Regions from separate parts of the Homo sapiens genome. Here region 1 is linked to region 2. The links are chromatin loops, found by intact Hi-C in ENCODE. Cell type or tissue: dorsolateral prefrontal cortex. All regions are shown on one strand. Each heading gives the region's core, and the rest is flanking DNA. Links, peaks and the distances in the headings are about the cores only. Region 1 overlaps SNRPE (small nuclear ribonucleoprotein polypeptide E). Region 2 holds the start of LOC105371689 (a long non-coding RNA gene).

Region 1 (10,396 bases), core at 1,574-9,573, 130 kb after region 2:
TCAATTAATTGTTAGGGAAATACAAATCAAAACCACAATGATACCATTTCATACCCATTAGAATGGTGGCTATCAAAACAACCAGGAAAGTGTCAGCAAAAATATGGTGAAACTGGAACCCTTATCCACTGCTAGTGAAAATGTGAAATGGTGAAACTGCTATGAAAAATAATAGGGCAGTTCCTCAAAAATTTAAAAACAAAATTAGCATATGATCTAGCAATTCTACTTCTAGGTATATATCCAAAAGAACTGAAAGCATGTTCTCAAAGAGAAGTTTGTATACCCATGGTCATAGCAATATTATTCACTATAGGCAAAGATGGAAGCAACCCAGATGGTGCATCAATGGACGAATAAACAAAATGTGAAATGTGGATACAATGGAATATTATTCAGCCTTAAAAAGAAAGAAAGAGGCTGGGCATGGTGGCTCACGCCTGTAATCCCAGCACTTGGAAGGCTGAGGCGGGTGGATCACTTGAGGCCAGGAGTTCCAAGACCAGCCTGGCTAACACAGTGAAACCTTGCCTCTACTAAATGTATGAAAAAATTAGCCAGGCATGGTGGCACACACCTGTAGTCCAAGCTACACAGGAGGCTGAGGCATGAGAATCACTTGAACCTGGGAGGTGGAAGTTGCAGTGAACCGAGATCGCATCACTGCGCTCCAGCCTGGGTGACGGAGCGAGACTCTGTCTTCATCCCATGGTCCCCCAAAAAAACGGAAAAAAAAATTCTGACGTTTTCTATAACATGAATGAAGCTTGAGGACATTATGCTAAATAAAATAAGCCAGTCACAAAGAGACAAATACTGCGTGATCCTATTATATTAAGTACTTAGAACAGAAAAAATCAGAGAAAGGAAGAATGGTGATTGCCAGGGGATTAGGGAAAATGTAGAGTTAATAGGTACAGAGTTTCAGTCCTGCAAGATGAAAAGTTCTGGCGATTGGTTGCACAATGTGAATATACTTAACACTACTGAACTGTACACTTAAAAACGGTTAAGATGGTAAATATATGTGTACTTTACCACAATTCAAAACAATTTTTTATTCTTTTGAGTCAGGGTCTCACTGTCACCCAGGCTGGAATGCAGTGGCATAAACGTAGCTCACTGTAGCCTCTATCAACCTCCTAGGCACAAGTAATCCTCCTGCCTCAACCTCTGAAGTAGCTGGGACCACAGCCCTAACTGGCTTTTTTAAAATTTATTTTTTATAGAAATGGGGTTTCACAGGCCAGGCGCAGTGGCTCACACCTGTAATCCCAGCACTTTTTAGGAGGCCGAGGCAGTGGACCACCTGAGGTTGGGAGTTCGAGACCAGCCTGACCAACATGGAGAAACCCCATCTCTACTAAAATTACAAAAAAATTTAGCCAGGCATGGTGGTGCATGCCTGTAATCCCAGCTACTTGGGAGGCTGAGGCAGGAGAATTGCTTGAACCCTGGAGGTGGAGGTTGTGGTGAGCCGAGATCATGCCATTGCACTCCAGCCTGGGCAAAGAGAGCGAAACTCCGTCTCAAAAATAAAAAAAAAGAAAAAAAGAAATGGGGTCTCACCATGTTGCCTAGGCTGGTCTCGAACTCCTAAACTCATGTGATCCTCCTGCCTCAGCCTCCCAAAGTGCTGGAATTACAGGTGTAAGCCACTGCACTCAACGTAAAACTAATTTTTTAAAAAAGGAATAAAATACCAAAATGATAAACAAAACAACCTATACCTATTAGTATGAAGTTTAGAAGGATAAGTATCTAACTCTTAACAGTGCTCATCTAAGGAGAATACTAGTAGGAAAAGGAGCAATTTTTTTTCTATTTCTATATACTGTTTGGATTTTGATCATAAAAATGTACTAAGCTAATACTTTTAAATTTTTAATAATTCCATTGGATATAACTTTTAAGTTCATCTCCAGGTACTAATAGACTTAAGTTCTCAAGCTACCTTAAAAATAAAGTTTTGCTGAGCGCAGTGGCTCACACCTGTAATCCCAGCACTTTGGGAGGCCAAAGCAGGAGGATTGCTTGACCTCAGGAGTTTGAGACTAGCCTGGGCAACAAGGTGCGATCCCATCTTTACAAAAAAAAAAATTAAAAATTATACCTAGATGTAGCTTCTCTACTCCCTCTCAAATCTCTGCCTGGTTTGGACCATCTGCCTCCACTCTTGCCTCTACCATGTTCATCAGGGTGACCCAGAAGTCCTACAAGGTATCCACCTCTGGTCCCTGGGTCTTCAGCAGCTGCTTCTAAATGAATAGGCCCAATGCTGCATTAGCTCCTCAAGGCTCTCCCAAGTGGGTAGCAGCAGTGCTTCTGGGGTGGCCTGGGTCTGAGTGGAGGCTATAGCAGGGCCAGTGGTAATGGGCAGCATCACAGCCATCATGATGAACCAGAGCCTGCTGAGCCCCCTTAAGCTGGAGGTGTAACCGAACATCCAGGCCATGTGTACCCAGGAGAAAGAGCAGATCAAGACTCTTAACAATAAGTTTGCCTCCATCACTGACACGATACAGCTCCTGGAGCAGCAGAACAAGATGCTGCAGAGCAAGTGTAGCCTCCAGTAGCAGCAGAAGACGGCACAGAGCAACATGGACAACATGCTCGAGAGCTACATCAACAACCTTCAGCAGCAGCTGTACATTCTGGGCCAGGAGCAGCTGAAGCTGGAGGCAGAGCTTGGCAACATGGAGGGGCTGCTGGAGGACTTCAAGAATAAGCATGAGGATGAGATCAATAAGTGTACAGAGATGGACAATGCATTTGTCTTCATCAAGAAGTTTACGGACAAAGCTTACATGAAGAATGTAGAGCTGGAGTCTTGCATGGAAGGGCTGATTGACGAGATCAATTTCATCAGGCAGCTGTATGAAGAGGAGATCCAGGAGCTGCAGTCCTAGATCTTGGACACATCTGTGGTCCTGTCCATGGACAACAGCCACTCCACGGACACAGACAGCATCACCACTGAGGTCAAGGACCAGTACGAGATTGCCAACCACAGCTGGGCCAGGCTGAGAACACACACCAGATCAAGTACGAGGAACTGCAGACACTGGCTGGGAAGCATGAAGATGATGTGTCGCACAAAGACAAAAATCTCTGAAATGAACCAGAACATCAGCTGGCTCCAGGCTGAGACTGAGAGCCTCAAAGGCCAGAAGACTTCCCTGGAGGCTGCCATCACGAATGCCAAGCAGCGTGGGAGCCGCCATTAAGGACAGCAATGCGGCTGGCTGCAGTGGCTCACCTCTGTTAATCCCAGTACCTTGGGAGGCCGAGGCAGATGGATTGTTTGAGGCCAGGAGTTCGAGACCAGCCTGGGCAACACAGCAAAGTCCTCTAACAAAAATACAAAAATTAGCTAGTCTTATAACCCAGTCTCAAAAAAATAAATAAAAATTTAAAAATAATTTTTTTTTTTAAAAGACACCACCCCCAAGCAGGCATACTAGGAGCTGAGGAATGTCAAGCTGGCCCTGGACACAGAGGTTGCCACCTACATGAAGCTGCTGGAGGGCAACAAGAACAGGCTGGAGTCTGGGATGCCGAACATAAGTATATATATAAAGACCACCAATGGCTGCTCAGGTGCACTGAGCTTGGCCTATGGGGCCTCACAAGCCCTGGCCTCATCTATGGCTAGGCTCCAGCTTTGGCTCTGGCAGGGGCTCTAGCTCCTTCAGCCGCACCAGCTTCTCCAGGGTTCCTCCAGGTGCCGTAGTTGTAAAGAAAATAGAGACGCGAGATGGGAAGCTGGTGTCCAAGTCCTCTGATGTCCTGCCCAAGTAAATGGCCATGGCAGCCCCTCCCAGCCCATCCCTTCCTGTGGATGCCCCAGAGCCTGTGGAAGAGGCCACTGTGCAGGGGAGCATAGGGAACAGAAGTGAACATAGCCTCACCTAAGAGAGGCTCAGTCCTAGCTCTCAGCCCACTCATGGAGGGAGTTTATTGCCTGGGGTACCCCCCTGGCCCATGACTCCAGCTATAAAACAATTTGTTTTTTGTTTTTTCCAAAATAAAGCCTCAACTACCTCTGCCATTAAAAAAAACAAAAAACAAAAAAACTGCCAGGCTTGGTGGTGTGTGCCTGTGGTCCCAGCTACTCGGGGCGCTTAAGTGGGAGAATCACTTGAGCCCAGGAGGTCAAGGTCACAGTGAACTGTGATTGTGCCATTGCACTCCAGCCTGGGCAACAGAGCAAGACTCTGTCTCAACAATAAAGTTCTAACAAGCAATTCCTCACAAAAGCATGAATGAGTAGATAGTTTAGTTAAGGAAAATGCCTGTGTTATCCAGTTAACCTGAGATGCTATTAGGCTTACCCCACCATGACACTTCCCAGCCCATAATGCCTTAATCCAAATTAGAGGTACACTCTCTAATCCTGAAACTGTTGACAAGTGTGATATGGCAAGAGCTGGCACCCCAAAGCACAATATCCTATGATTTTCAAACTTTTCCTTCTGCCTACCTGCTACTAATTGAACAGCAGGCCCACATCACCACTTTTCTTTCAGAGCCTGATTCTCTATTCCTCCCACCCCCTGCTTCAAGAATGCTATGAGGGTTAGGGGTGTCTATCAAGACCCCCTCAGCAACCAACAGCCATTCCAGAAAAGCTGACATAACCCAGGGCTGCCAACAAGAGCAGCTTCCCAGCAGGATGTTTTAGTAACCTTAACGAGGCAGAGAGCAACGCCTCTCGTAAATTCTGGTTGGAAGAAACAATCTAGAGATGGTGGAAAAGTACAACTTAAAAAGCAAACACCACAGGCTCCAGTAGAGCAGGAAAGCAAGCAGAGATTTCTAAATACAGAGCTCAATTGTAAGAGTTCACTGTACCTTAATTCTCACTATCATCATTTGCTCTGTCAAAAATAGAACCTTCCATGTCTTGATCCATTCAGAATAAGCCACAGCAGGCACAGCTCTGCTTCCACAGGGCAGCCAGGTCAGAAAGGCCACACAGGGAAATGGAAAAGGCAGCCAGCAGGTTTTCTTAGAGATTATACTCCTCTGGGCTTTTATCCTTCTTCCCAGCTATTCTGGTGCCAAGAAAGCTGCAGGGAGGTCTTTGCTCTGCTCTGAAAAAGCTTCAATTCAATCTTCTCACCAGCAGGGCTGAAGCAGTCTCAGGGCTGTAACTCCCTCTGCTGCCCAATGTTTTCTTTGCATGTTGTGATCAGTTTAATTAATTTCAAACTCAAATGTTAAAAGAACTAATGCAGCCCTTTATTTCAAAACATAATCAAAAGAGCATGAGTTCAGACAGGAGGAATATAGATGGAATGCATGGTTCAAAGCTGGATACACTTCTGCATTCACCTACAAATCTCCTCTATCTCGGAAAGGATTTCTTTTATTCAGTTTCATGAAAAGTCTCCTTCACAGGCATGTAGAAAAGCAGGAGCCAGACTTCTTGGTCCTTCCTCACCCGTCCTTAATAACAACATGGCCTTTAGCAGAACTTAAGGCAGGCCTTATTCATCTTTCAAGATCCAATTTAAATAGCACTTAGAATGAGGCATTAAAACCACCTGCTTACCTGTCTGTTTCACTGTATTGATTCAACAGTGTCTAGCTAACAGCAGATGCTCACTATCTAACAGGATTCTAACTAGAACCATGTGCGATACTGGGGGAAGGGAAACCTGTCCATATAAGAATTCAACCAGCAATCACTGGGGGAAGAACCAAAATTCTTAAGAGATAAGAATAAGAGACAGGTGTATTTCTCCAACATACCATTATTCTGCCTAACAATTTGCCTACCAGCTATGCTTGTGGTCCTTTTCAGATTACCAATCTCAGTCTCTTTCCTGTAAACTCTTAACTGATTTTTAATGTACTTGAAAGGCACTTCATTCTTTCCCTATATCCAAATACTTCTCACATTCTGATCTTAGCGATAAAATTCACAAAGACCTCACAGTGACTCAATGAGAGTGTTGAGCAATACTGACCCCATTAAATAATGTACCCAACATATTTAGGTTAGAAACTCTGGTATTCCAGCATCCAGAACTACAAGTGATGAAGACTTTTGTTAGTGCAATAACTCTTATTTATTTTTCTGAACCCTCCCCTTCTCCACCTCCCAATACTGGAAGCTTACCCATCAGGCAGAATTCCTAATCTGCCTCAAAATCTACAGGTCCAAGCTCTGCGAATACCAAGTGCTCAAGGCAACTGCGACCCTTCAGAAAACTAAATACCAGCAACGAATGGTGTTACTGTGTAAAAAGTTTCTACTGCTGAATAGTAAGAAGCAATGTAAATTTTTTAATACAAACAATCCCATAGTATTTATTGCCATCTTGTAGTAACACGAGGGTAATCAAAACAATATGAATAAATGTTCACATTGGACAAAGGACATCTAAAAACAAACTGTATCCTTCTCAACAATTTCTCACTTCATTGATCATTTCTAGTTGGAGACACTTTGTAGCAGAGTAATATTATCTCCTTTTAGCATGATCCGACCTGCAACACAAAAACAACAAAAAGCTATTAATAGCCACACACTCAGATGTTTTACTCTCAGAATTTTGTATCCAGTTTTTGAACAATATTTTGAAAATGCTTTCTTATAAAAATATGTGAACATTTTCAAGTGTCCATATAGTGAAAGGCTTTCTGGCTCCATTAGAATACATTTATCTTTTCAAGAGACTAACATAGGTAGATGACATTTCATGACAAATATCATTTCTATGGACTAAGTCAACTCAATAGGCCTCATACAACATTTCCCAATGCTGAATTTGTAATAAAAGTTTGGAAATGAGTCGTATGTCAAGTTTGGGAAATACAGCATATTATAACTCCATTCTTAAAGCTGTTAGTATATTAAAGACTCCACCCTATCTCTACTAAAAATACAAAATTAGCAGAGCCTGGTGGCGCGTGCCTGTAATCCCAGCTACTTGGGAGGCTGAGGCAGGAGAATTGCTTGAATCCGGGAGGCGGAGGTTGCAGTGAGCCAAGATGGCACCATTGCACTCCAGCCTGGGCAACAAGAGCAAAATTCATCTCCAAAAAAAAAAAAAAAAAAAAAAAAAAAAAAAAAAGACTCCATCCTACAATAAACAAACCTGTTTTACCCAAAATTTCCTAAGGTTATTTAAGACAATACTTTTCTGAGAAATTTATAAACATCTTCAGGAACACTGGTGTTCACTGGTAGAACGGTTTGAGACACGTTGATCAACTCCAACAGTAATTAAACTGTTCTACTTTCCCAGGCTTCTGCAGGTATTAATAACATTCTATTCTACAGGATAAATACTACCATGGGAATTCAACAGTTGGTAAATAATTTATGAATAATATGACCTCAGTAAGGCTAAGCTTGCCCGTCCTGGCAAGACATCTTTAAATCTAAAAAACCCGGCTGGGTATGGTGGCTCACACCTATAATCCCAGCACTTTGGGAGGCCAAGGTGGGTGGAATGCCTGAGCTTAGGATTCGAGACCAGCCTGGACAACACGGTGACACCCCGTCTTCTACTAAAATACAAAAAATTAGCCAGGTGTGGTGGCATGCCCTGTAATCCCAGTTACTTGGGAGGCTGAGGCAGGAGAATCGCTTGAACCCAGGAGGTGGAGGTTGCAGTGAGCTGAGATTGTGCCATGGCACTCAAGCCTGGGAGACAGAGTGAGACTCCGTCTCCAAAAAAATAAATAAATAAATAACAATAAATCTAAAAAACCCAGGCTTTCATAAAAATAGTCTAAGCAGGAAGCAGCCAGCGAAACACCATACTGCTTCTCAGAATCTACTTTCCATATATCTAGTTCAGGTTGAAGAGAATCCTGAGGGTCTGAAAGAGAGACACCTGAAACCCACCACTGATAAAAGTATTAGTGAGCATTTAACAAATAAAGACAAAATGCCTAAATAAACCTCAAGTGAATGGGATGTTAACAGAAATGATTCAGTGTGTCTTGATGAAACCGTGAATCCTAAGACCATTCATTAACTGGGTTAAGAAATACCATTCATTGCCAGGCTTAGTGGCTCACACATGTAATCCCAGCATTTGGGAGGCCGAGGCAGGTGGATTGCCTGAGCTCAGAAGTTAGAGACCAGCCTGGGCAACACAGTGAAACCCCGTCTCTACTAAAACACAAAAAATCAGCCAGGCGTGGTGGTACACGCCTGTAGTCCCAGCTACTTGGGAGTCTAAGGCAGGAGAATTGCTTGAACCTGGGAGGCAGAGGTTGCAGTGAGCCAAAATCACGTCATTACACTCCAGCCTGAGCGACAGAGACTCTGTCTCCAAAAACAAAAGAAAGAAATACCATTCATTGTTCAAATATTTTTTAGTTTCTATTATGTGCCAGGCATTGAGTTAGGTACTGAGCACACTGGGATCAAAAAAGGCATGACTCATACACTTACGGTGAAGCATCTGATAACAGGAGAGACACTAATAAAATAATTTCAATAATAAAGGTTTTACTACAAACTCAGGGAGCACATAATCCCGCCTTCCCCCATCCCCAGCAAAACCAAATTAAACTTTGAACTTTTTAGAGCAGGGCTTCCTAACCCCTGGGCCACAGACCAGTACCAGTCCTGGTCCCTGTTAGAAACTGGGTCACACAGCAAGAGGTGAGCAGTGGGCGAGGTGGCGGAGCTTCATCTGTATTTACAGCCACTCCCCATCACTAGTATTCCCGCCTGGGCTCTGCCTCCTGTCATATCAGTGGAAGCCTTAGATTCTCATAGGAGCGCAAAACCTATTGTGAACCGGGCAAAGAGGGATCTAGGTTGCGCACTCCTTATGAGAACCTAATGCCTGATGATCTGTCACTGTCTCCCATCACCCCCAGATGGGACTGTCTAGTTGTGGGAAAACAGGCTCAGGGCTCCCACTGATTCTACATGATGGTGAGTTGTATAATTATTTCATTATATATTACAATGTAATAATAATAAAGTGCACTATAAATGTAATGTGCCTGAATCATCCGAAAGCCATCCCCCACACCCCAGTCCACAGAAAAATTGTCTTCCACAAAACCGGTCCCTGGTGCCAAAATGGTTGGGGACCACTGTTTTTTTTTTTTTTTTTGAGACAGAGTCTCGCTGTGTCGCCCAGGCTGGAGCGCAGTGGCGTGATCTCAGCTCACTGCAAGCTCCGCCTCCCAGGTTCGCGCCATTCTCCTGCCTCAGCCTCCCGAGTAGCTGGAACTACAGGCACCCGCCACCATGCCCAGCTAATTTTTTTTTTTTTTTTTTTTTTTCAGGAAAGACAGGGTTTCACCATGTTAGCCAGGATGGTCTTGAATTCCTGACCTCGTAATCCACCCGCCTCGGCCTCCCAAAGTGCTGGGATTACAGGTGTGAGCCACTGCACCTGGCCTAGGGGACCGCTGTCTTAAAAGAAGTGATATTTGATCTGAGCTCTACAGACACAAGGAATATCATATACAAAGATTAATGGTTGGGCAAATCTGCAGATTCAAAGAACTGAAATAAGACAAGTGTTGCTAAAGCTCAGAAAGTGAGGCAGTGATACGAGATGAGCAGAGGGAGATAAGACTAGATCATGAAGATCATTAGATTTGCAGAATCATTAGATTTTTTTTTATCCTAACAGCAACAGGAAGTCATTGCAGTATTTCAAGCAAAGGGATGACATATGTTCAGACTGGTGTTTTTAAAAGATGAGTGAGGCCTGGAAAGCAAACTGGAGGTAGCTGCAGAGAAATCAATTAGTAAGCTGAACTGGAAACTGGTGCCATTCAATAAGGCAGGAAATAATAATACAATAGCTCTAAACAGTGTGAGTTGGAATTGAGTTTGCTTTCTGATATGCTGACTTTAAGAAGCCTTTGAAACATTCAAGTAGAAATGGTGAATAGGCCCAGACAAACAAATTTGGGAGTCAGTATTTATAGATGGTAACTGAAGCTGTACTCCAGTGCCTAGGCAGACAATACTGAATGACAGGAGGGCCTAGAACCAAGCCTGGAGCAACTCATTTAGTGATTGGGTCCCAAGAATGAATATATAAGTCTGAAAAATAGCCAGAAGTGAAAAATAAAAACCCAAGTATAATATCGTAGAGCCAAGGTGTGATACTGCAAAATATTTACTTGGTCTTCAATCCCATACAACTCCTAAAATCCTTAGAATCTCTAAGATGTTGCCTTTTTGTATGCTAATGATTGACTGATGGCCAGCAGCCCCTACAACGTTTCAGCATGGGAGCTGCTCACTGAAAGGACCAAGGCATTAGTGATGTCGGACTTTCAGCCCCACCCTCCCACCCGGGGAGGAGGAAAGGAGCTGAAGGTTAAGCTGATCACCAACGGCCAATTTAATCAGTCATGCCTACATAATGAAGCTTACATAAAAACTGAAAACAAT
Region 2 (10,396 bases), core at 1,281-9,280:
GTGAGACTTGCAGTACATTCATCCTCAGGCAAAATTCTTCTCCAGCTGTGAGCCTGTGAAACCAGACAAGTTACATACTTCCAAATACAATGGTGGACAGCCATAGGATAGACATTCCCATTCCAAAAGGGAGAAACTGGAGGGAAGAAAGGGATGATGATCCCAAGCAAGTCCAAAATCTAGCAAGTCAAATTCTACTAAATTTTAAGCCTGAAGAATAATGCTCTTTGGCTCAATGCTCCGCCTTTCAGACCCACTGGGGAGTCTGTCCCACATTTAGGACCTACTAGGGAAGCAGTCTCGCCTCCACAGCTCTGCACCCACAGGGATTTACACCCTCAGGGCTCCACAGTGTGGCCCCACCCACAAGGCTTCAGTCAGTGGCTGTCTGGCCACTTGAAACTGAGGCAATCACCCCCCCACTTTGAAACCAAGGAGGCAGCCCTGATGGTATCTGAATCACCTTTGAGGTCATTCTTCACTTTACTTGCAGAATAAGGATCTAAGAAGTCCAATAGCCTTCTTTCATTTCATCTTGTTTTCTCTTTCCACTTTATTTGGTTCAAACTGTCAGTGTCTTTGCTGGTATAATTCCATCTCTATTCCTGGCTTTTGCTAAGATGGTTGATGAAGTTTATGAGTCTTACTCATGACCTCTTTATCAAATAGTTTTAGTTTCAGTTTTCTTTTCAGAATAAGCTTTTTCTTTTTTCTTTCTTGTTTTTTTTTTTTTCAGTATGGATAGACTTTCCCAAATCCTCTATTTCTGGTTCCTTTATGCTTAACAATTCCTTCTTCAACTAATTTCTCTCCTTTCCCATTTTGCTGTAAGCAGTCAGGAGGAACAAAGTTGCTCCTTCAATACTCTGCTTAGAAATCTCCTTGGCTAAATATCCAGTTATATTGCTCACAAGTTCTACTTTTCACAAAACCCTCTTTAACCAAGTTCTTCACCACTCTATTTATTTATTTGTTTTTGATACAGAGTCTTTCTCTGTCACTCATGCTGGAGTGCAGTGGTATCATCTTGGCTCACTGCAACCTCTGCCTTCTGGGTTCAAGCAATTCTCATGCCTCAGCCTTCCAAGTAGCTGGGACTACAGGTGTGTGCTACCTCACTCCACTAATTTTTGTATTTTTAGTAGAGATGGACAAGGTTTCACCATGTTGGCCAGTTTGGTCCCAAATTCCTGGCCTCAAGTGATCTGCCCACCTCAGCCTCCCAAAGTGCTGGGATTACAGGCGTGAGCCACCACACCCAGTCTTCTTCACCATTTTATAACAGGTTTCCTTTGCTCCAGTTTCCAGTAACATGATCCTCATTTCTGTCTGACATTTCACCAGAATTACCCTTAACATCTATGTTTCTAGTGTGCACTTCAAAAATCTTGCAGCTTCTACCCATTACCCAGTTCCAAAGCCACTTCTACATGTTTAGATATTTGTTACAGCACTACCTCATGTCTCACTACCAAAAAAATGTATCAGCCAGAGTTCTCCAGGGAAACAGTACAAACAGTGTGTGTGTGTGTGTGTGTGTGTGTGTGTGTGTCTGTGATGTGAGAGAGAAACAGGGCAAGAAAGAGGTATTAGGGGAATTGGTTCATGTGATTATCGAGGCTAAGAATTTGCAAAATCTGCAGTCAGCAATCTAGAGACCTAAGACAGCAATGGTGTAGTTCTAGTCCAAGTCTGAAGGCCTGAGAACCAGACAGCAAGTGGTGTAAATTCAAGTCCAAAAGTCAAGATTGAGACCCACAAAGAGCTTATGTTTCCATTAGAGTCCAAAGGCAGAAGACCAATATCCTAGCTCAAGCAGTCAGACAGACAAAATTCCCTTTTACTGAGCATTTTTGTTCTATTCAGGCTTTTGACTGAATAAGGCCTACCCATATTAGGGAAGAGAATCTGCTTCACTCAGTCTTCTGATTCATATGTTTATCTCATCCAGAAATGCTTCCACAGGCATGCCCAGAATAATGTTTGACCAAATGTCTGGGCACCTCATGTCCCAGTCAAGTTGACACATAAAATGAACTATCATAGTAATCATTCAAGAGAGGTAATAATAGATTATTTAGACCTTTTCCTCAACAGTCTTTGATTGAGTATATACTAAGTGCAAAGTCCCATTCCCAAGGCTGTTTCATGCAAATTTAATTCTGTTCCATATGATTTTATTCCAACCATGGAACTGACTGTTACCACAGATAGTAAGCTCATGTCCACCGAGGTCTTTCTGTAGTTGCCAGCTGGATGGCCTAGTCTGGCTCATGGTTTCTAAGATTCTAGGTGATGGATGGTGATAATGTTATAAAACAGGTAGTAGTTTGGGGAAGGCAGGGAGGCAGTAGCTGTACTAGACCAGTTGTCTGTGTCTTCAGGAGCATATGGATTACCTGGGGAGCTTGTTAAAATGCAGATGCTGATTCAGGAAGTCTGAGATTCTGCATTTCTATCAAGTTCTCAGGTGATGCTGATGCTGCTGAGCCAGAGACAACATTTTGAGTAGTAAGGTATTAGATGAGCTTTAAGGTCCCTTCTGATTCTCTAAATTCAGTCCAATTCAGCAAGTGTTCATTAAGAACTCATTGTGTACCATGATGCCATGAAGTAGCCAATAGAGGTATGAAAGTGTTTTCTGCCTTCAAAAAGCGAACTTATATTTAGAAAGCTGGACAAATATCCAGCCTGGCCAACATGGTGAAACCCCGTCTCTACTAAAAATACAAAAATTAGCTGGGCATGGTGGCAGGTGCCTGTAATCCCAGCTACTCGGGAGGCTGAGGTGGGATAATCACTTGAAATTGGGAGGCAGAGGTTGCAGCGAGTTGAGATCATGCCATTGCACTCCAGCCTGGGCAACAAGAATGAGACTCCATCTCGAAAAAAAAAAAACAAAAAAACAAACAAACAAAAAAAACACTGGACAAATAGCCACAAGTCCCACAGATTACACAATGACTCAACCTTCTGGGTCAACCTGAGTGTCTAGACTCAGGACAGCATTGTGCTTGAAAATTTTTTTTTTTGAGACGGAGTCTCACTCTGTCGCCAGGCTGGAGTGCAGTGGTGTGATCTTGGCTCACTGCAACTTCTGCCTCCCAGGTTAAAGTGATTCTCCTTCCTCAGCCTCCTGAGTAGCTGGGACTACAGGTGCATGCCACCATGCCCAGCTAATTTTTGTATTTTTATTTATTTATTTATTTATTTTGAGACGGAGTCTGGCTCTGTCATCCAGGCTGGAGTGCAATGGCATGATCTCGGCTTACTGCAACTTCCGCCTCCCAGGTTCAAGCGATTCTCCTGCCTCAGCCTCCCCAGTAGTTGGGACTACAGGTGCATGCCACCACGCCCAGCTAATTTTTGTGTTTTTAGTAGAGAAGGGGTTTCATCATGTTGGCCAGGATGGTTTGGATCTCTTGACCTCGTGATCTGGCCGCCTCAGCCACCCAAAGTGCTGGGATTACAGGCATGAACCACCATGCCCGGCCTAATTTTTGTTATTTTTAGTAGAGATGAGGTTTCACCATGTTGGCCAGGATGGTCTTGATCTCTTGACCTCGTGATCCGCCTGCCTCAGCCTCCCAAAGTGCTGGGATTACAGGTGTGAGCCACAGCACCTGGCCAAAATTTTTATATAAATGCCTTCCCAAGAAATTTGGTCTCTTTTTTTTTGAGGAAGTCAGAGAACTGAAATTTAGTAGTTTAGCCACCTAGCAAAATAACCTGAATAGAATAGTAATATGGAGAAGAAGACCAGCTAGACGAAAAACTGTAAAGTTTATCTAAGCCCACGGGGGCAGCCATAGTGGGCTAAGATACTGAGAAAACTAAGAGTACACCAGCCGTATGCACAAGGGGGCCCTGGGAAAGGACACCTCTGACTCAATGTTCTAGGGTCAGAGTTCCTCTAGGGAGGAACACAGGGGAGATACTTGGTGGGGAATAGCAGCACTGTGGATGAAGATCATGGACACCCCTGTGGGAGTGGCCATCAGGCCTAAGGAAGGGCCAGTGCATACCAGTCTTTTCCCAAGCTAGGACTAGTTTCCCCGATCTCTTAGGTTCATCTGGCAGTGGCGGAGGTGGGGAGGGAAGTTGGGAGCTAGTCAAGGGGCTGGTAAAACTACAAACAAGAATGGGAGAAAGCAGTGGCTATGGGGGTAGAGTGGGGAACACTTGTGGGCACAAAGGAGGAAGGGGTGGAATGACAGGGTGGACCCCTTATGGCCTTGGCTATTATGTATGTGAATAGCCAAGCAACAGGCAAAACCTTTGCTAAGCAGGGCTTTTTATAGTCACTCACTCAGGCTGGTCTTGTGATTTGGGGCAAGGGCAGAATCCACTGCCCTGATGATCCTCCTCGCACACCTCAGTTCTCAGCCCCACTGGCCCAGCCCTAATCTCCACTCTACTAGCTTCCCTCCATGGAGGCCCTGATAAGATTGAGGGCAACTGGAAGCCCAGATAGAGACCCTCCCCACTTGGTCTCTTCCCAACACACACACACACACACACACACACACACACACACACACACACACACCCCTAACCAGGCCAGAGACTTGAGCTCAGACTGCCTGGAGCTGGTGGGGGCTGGAAAAAGGGGAGGGGGGAGGGAAGGAAGAGAAGAATCAAACAGAAACCTTCTCATCTTTCTATCAGCAGCCATGCAAGGAATATTGTTCAGCATGGCACAAAAGCGGCACTGAAAATAGCTGCAGCCAGAGTGGGGCTGCCAACCACTGCCTGAGATAACGTCTACTTGGAGACACTGGTGTCTTTGTGGGGCTGTCAGTGTCCCTATTGTTCCCGAGCCTATTGCCTGGGGAATATTGTTCCCAGCTTTTGTCTCCCCCGGCTCACTTTTGTTTGCCTTTACTTACCATTTCATTCCCGCTCCCTTTGTGCTCTCCCATTCCCTCCTTTGTCTCTCCGTCTCTAAGCCTGCCTGTGGCTGTGGATTGGTGCCCAGGGAGACAATAGGCCCTACCCCCTCCCAACCTACAGCCCCACCCCGAACCACACACACCTCATAGTTCCATCCTGCTTCTCCTTCTCCCAAGTGGCACCCAAGATGTCCCAAAGGCAAGAGAGCCTTGAGGGAGGGTGGGCTTCAAGCAACCCACTCCCCTCCTGGTGACAAGGCAGAAAGGCCATTGGAATATTTGGTTCCCAGAGGAGGTCTGAAATGTCTGATGTGGGTCCCTGACTCTTTCAAGATCTCTCTATTTTTTTTTTTTTTTAACAAATTAGGTTTTTGGTCCAGTCAAAGGAATAAGGACAAGCTCATGCTCCACATCCCCCAAACCCTCTTTCAAGTGCCCAGCATGCACTTCTCTGACCAGGGCACTCCGTTTTCTTCCCCCTCCCTGTCAGCCTCAAGGATCAAAGCAACCTCTGTTTATTTGCACATTCAAATCCAGACTGCCTCCAGTAACTTGACCCAGTCAGGCGCCAGGATGGTGCAAGAAAAGCCCCGCCTGCACCCTCCCCATCCAGCAGCGCTTTTGGCTGAACTGGGTAGAAAGGGGACAGGAGTCTCCTAGGGTCAGAGTAGGGAGTGGAAGAGGAGTAGGCAGTGAGGAAAATTAGACTGCCAATCCCTTCAGAATGGCCTCTGGGTCCTCTCACCTCAATGATGGGGGGAAACTGAGGCATCAAAAGAGATTTAGAGGCTGGCACGGTGGCTCACGCCTGTAATCCCAGCACTTTGGGAGACCAAGACAGGCGGATCACTTGAGGTCCAGAGTTCGAGACCAGCCTGGCCAACATGATGAAACCCCATCTCTACTAAAAATACAAAAATTAGCCCAGCATGGTGGTGGGTGCTTGTAATCTCAGCTACTTAGGAGGCTGAGGTGGGAGAATCGCTTGAACCCGGGAGACGGAGGTTGCAGCAGTGAGCTGAGATGGCGCCACTGCACTCCAGCCTGGGCGACAGAGCAAGACTATGTCTCAGAAAAAAAAAGAAAAGAAAGAGAGAGAGAGAGATTTAGAAAACACAGCAGTCAAACCCGGAGCTTGCTTGCCAACCCAGAGCATAGGCAGGTGTCCAATCCCAGTCCTGTAGAGAGATTCTTCTCAGTTCTAGCTGGGAGAAGAAAGGCACCAGGTAGTGCTTAAGGGGCTGGGTTGACTTGTAGAAAATGCTTTTTCTTATACTTCCCCTGTCTTTCTGCCTCACTACAGATGGGAACAGCGATTGGAGAGTCGAGGAAGCTTTTACTTTGGTGGGAGGCTGGCTGGGAGCAGGGATGTAGTCTGAAGCCAGAGAGGAGGCTCTACTCTCTCATTGTTCTAATTCCAAGGACAATGGGAATATTCTCCAGAGAGTCATTGTTTGAAAAGCTGGAAATTGGGTAGGGGATTTCCGGAAAGTTTGAATGGAAGCCAGGCTTGGCTGTGAGGAGACCAGAGGAGCAAGAAGGGAAAAAGGAAGGGAAGGAGGCCGTCTCTGGCTTCAGAGAAAAGTACTACTGGGCCCTGAGGACAAATCTGCCCTCCTGATTTCATGGCTATCAATCCCAGGCTACCCATTTTTTGTTCTGATTCTTGCTCCACCCGTCTCCTCTATCTGCCTTCTCTAGCCAAGATCAGTTTAGATTCTTAATACTCTTCAAGTAGAAAGAGAAGCAAAAAACTTTGTCCCTGCCTTGGAAGCAAGAATTGAGTCTGATCCACCTTTGCAACTCTAGCCCATAGCGCAGAGCCCAGAGCATATGCAGAGCTTCGTAAATGTGCAAAGAATGGATTCATGAAGACATTGTGGACTCTTGATCTCAGAAAGCCACTTTGACTATCCCTGAACTTCTGGTAGGGTGGGTATGGAACTGAAGGTTTGAGGTGAGAAAAATCTAAAGGTGAGGGATAAGATTCTGGGATAGATGAGGCAAGTGGTGCGGAACGTGGGGTGCAATTAACAGACAGCAATGACACAGCAATGCAGAACAATATTTGGCCTCTAGAACAAAATCCCCTGCCTCAATCCTCTGTACTCTTCCCACTCACCGTATGTAGTCTGAGCTGTCTTTCAAAGATATAGAGGTGATCACTTTTTGGCTCTGTGTAAAACCACTGGTGGCTTCCCGCTGCCTTCAGTTACTTGTAAGGCACTAAAATGGAACTCTTCAAGGACAGGGCAATCTTGATTGTTCCTGTATTCACCACAGGTAACTGGTGCCTGGCCAGCGCTATAGGCACCCAGTAAAGGTGGAATTGAACTAACTGAGAAGAGTGTGAGTCAATGTTGCCAATTCTACAGTGGTTCCTGGATGGCATTTCAAGTTAGCTACCTTCAATGATTTTGATGGTGAGTGTTTTATCCATTTTACAGTTATTGATATGATCTTTGAAAACAGCCAAGGGCCATGAAAATAAAAACATTTACATTTCTTTTTAAAATTGGTACAGCACTTGGGAGGCCAAAGGTGGGAGGATCACTTGAGGCCAGAAGTTCAAGACCAGCCAGGGCAACATAGCAAGACCTTACCTCTACAAAACACTTAAAAATTAGCCAGGCATGGTGGCATGCACCTGTAATCCCAGCTACACAGGAAGCTGAGGTGGAAGGACTGCTTGAGCCCAGGGGTTCCAAGTTGCAGTGAGCCATTATTAATTTTTTTTTTTTTTGAGACAGAGTCTCGCACTGTCACCCTGGCTGGAGTGCAGTGGCACAATCTCGGCTCACTGCAACCTCCGCCTCCCAGGTTCAAGCGATTCTCCTGCCTCAGCCTCTTGAGTAGCTAGGATTAAAGGTGCCCGCCACCACGCCTGGCTAATTTTTTTGTATTTTTAGTAGACATGGGATTTCACTATGTTAGCCAGGCTGTTCTCGAACTCCTGACCTTGTGATCCGCCCGCCTCGGCCTCCCAAAGTGCTGAGATTACAGGCGTGAGCCACCACGCCCAGCCTTGCAGTGAGCCATGATCATGCCACTGCACTCTAGCCTAGGGAACAGAATAAGACTCCAACTCAAAAAAAAAAAAATTGAGTCATATCTCATCTAACTAGAATATGGCTGAGAACAAGGACGTAAGCTAATATAGGCTGCAGACTAATCAAAAGCAATGGCATAAAGAAATATATTCCATTTATGTGAGATAACAAAGTATCTCCCTTACAGCTAGAGATGGCCGAAGAAATATATGTGGAAGAGGTAGAGCATCTGGAAACTTTAAAAGGGGCTAACTCTGGTGGTAGGCATATCTTTTCACCCTTCTCACTTTCCTCTTTGTCCTGTCTGGAATGTAGTTATGATCAGCCAGGCATGGCGGCACGTGTAAGAGGATCACTGCTTGAGCCCAGGAGTTTGAGTCCAGCCTGGGCACGTAGCAAGACCTCATCTCTTAAAAAATAAAAAGAACCAGCAGGGCACATTGGCTCATGCCTGTAATCTCAGCACTTTGGGAGCCCAAGGCAGGTGGATCACAAGGTCAGGAGTTCGAGACCAGCCTGATCAACATGGTGAAACCCAGTCTCTACTAAAAATACAAAACTTAGCCAGGCTTGGTGGCATGCACCTGTAATCCCAGCTACTCAGGAGGCTGAGGCAGAAGAATTGCTTGAACCTGGGAGGCAGAGGTTGCAGTGAGCCGAGATCGCACCACTGCACTCCAGCCTGGGTGACAGAGCGAGACTTCATCCCAAAAAAATAAAAATAAAAATAAATACATAAATAAATAGAACCTGGTCATGATCACTGGATCTCCAGCAGCCATCTTGTGACCACAAAGGGCCACTGAGTTTGAAACTTTTGTGTTAAGGAAGGCCAAACAGAAAAACAGAAAGTGCTTGAGCCCAGATGACTGAGGAGCCCACAATACAAGCTTCAAATTGCATACCTCTGAAGTTTTTTATACAGGGCGAGAAAAGCTTTTATTAGATTAAGTCCTTTAATTTAGGCCTTTGTTATTAGAAGTCAAGTACAATGCCTCACTAATGAAGTACATGAGTTCTATCAATAAAGAAATACATTTCTATATCATCTCTTTGTTTGCTGAACTAGTTGGAAAAAGAAAAGGAATCATAAGAGATATTCCATTGTTTGCTAGAGCACGTGAGTAATCCTGTGGGTTTTGAAAGTGAAGTCACAAGCTGAGTTTGGAGGCAGGAGCTATAGACATAGAGACAGTACATCTGTTCTGTGCAGTGAAGCAGGAGGAATCATTCTGAGTAGCGTAGAGCCCAAGCAACAGGCAAAATATTGCTATAGATGTGTATATGGACATTGGAATCAAGTGGCAGCTTACAGCCAGAAAGAAGAGAAGGGGAAAAACTCTAAAAGAAGACACAAGTGGCCAGTCGTGGTGGCTCATGCCTGTAATACCAGCAATTTGGGAGGCCCGAGGCAGGTGGATTGCTTGAGGTCAGGAGTTCGAGAGCAGCCTGGCCAACATGGCGAAACCCCATCTCTACTAAAAATACAAAAATTAGCCAGGCTTGGTGGTGGGTGCCTGTTATCCCAGCTACTCGGGAGGCTGAGGCAGGAGAATCGCTTGAACCAGGGAGGAGGTTGCAGTGAGCCAAGATTACACCACTGCACTCCAGCCTGGGCAACAGAGCAAGACTGCCTCAAAAAAAAAAAAAAAAAAAAAAAGAAGAAGAAGACACAAGAACTAAAAAAAACACAGACATTCACCAATGTTAATGACACTTAAATCCAAATAGGTATATAAACTTTATCAGGGCCTGAGGGGCATGAGGTTTTTGCAACACTACACAAAAGTGGATGATTCAAAATAATGAGTATATGCCATCAAAGCAAGTCTGCTCCATTTAGTCATGCAGGAACCAAGTTCTGGGTCAAGACAGCAGGTGGAGCAAAGTTGAAACCTCCTCCTTCTCCAAACACATAAAATGAGAGAGGGAATAGGTTTAAAAACTCATAGCCACACTTGAAAACAAGAAAGGGAAATCTTAAAAGCTACTAAAGAGGGAAGACAGATTATTTACCAAGAAACAAGAATCAGATTGGGCTGGGTGAGGTGGTTCAGGCCTGTAATCCCAGCACTTTGAGAGGCTGAGGAGGGAGGATCACTTCAGCCCAGGAGTTCTGGGCAACATGGCGAGAGCCTGTCTCCACAAAAAAAAATTTTTTTTTTTTCCCATGGAGTTTCATTCTTGTTTCCCAGGCTGGAGTGCAATGGCTAGATCTCAGCTCACTGCAACCTCCGCCTTCCACGTTCAAGCAATTCTCCTGCCTCAGCCTCCCAAGTAGCTGGGATTACAAGCACCCACCATCATGCCTGGCTAATTTTTGTACTTTTAGTAGAGACAGGGTTTTGTCATGTTGGCTAGGCTGGTCTTGAAGTCCTGACCTAAGGTGATCCACCCGCCTCAGCCTCCCAAAGTGCTGGGATTACAGGTGTGAATAACCGTGCCCGGCTTACA

The links. Peaks named below come from ENCODE experiments on the same cell type or tissue, not always from the same donor. Only the 100,000 strongest peaks of a DNase experiment are listed, where the experiment ranks them.
Region 1: a loop joins it to region 2, with 4 times the contacts of the local background. A loop is called at or near these places in 8 of 110 quality-filtered maps.

The regions. Positions count from the first base shown.
Region 1 is chr1:203,865,979-203,876,374 of GRCh38, reverse strand. It overlaps SNRPE (small nuclear ribonucleoprotein polypeptide E), which reads right to left. Exons shown (of 5, transcript NM_003094.4): 5 at 5,223-6,498. The coding sequence ends at 6,443. It also overlaps the pseudogene KRT8P29. Among named protein-coding and RNA genes, the nearest start is that of SNRPE, 9.6 kb to the right of the region's middle. In dorsolateral prefrontal cortex, for the core only: CTCF peaks have their summits at 4,958 and 5,159 (motif pointing left); a DNase peak (open chromatin) is centred at 5,114; H3K27ac peaks cover 1,690 bases.
Region 2 is chr1:203,991,336-204,001,731 of GRCh38, reverse strand. LOC105371689 (a long non-coding RNA gene) reads right to left here and starts at 4,946. Exons shown (of 3, transcript XR_922443.4): 1 at 4,890-4,946. RefSeq lists an enhancer at 4,632-5,195. In dorsolateral prefrontal cortex, for the core only: no CTCF peak of the experiment used is centred there; DNase peaks (open chromatin) are centred at 4,781 and 5,431; H3K4me3 peaks cover 765 bases; H3K27ac peaks cover 1,814 bases.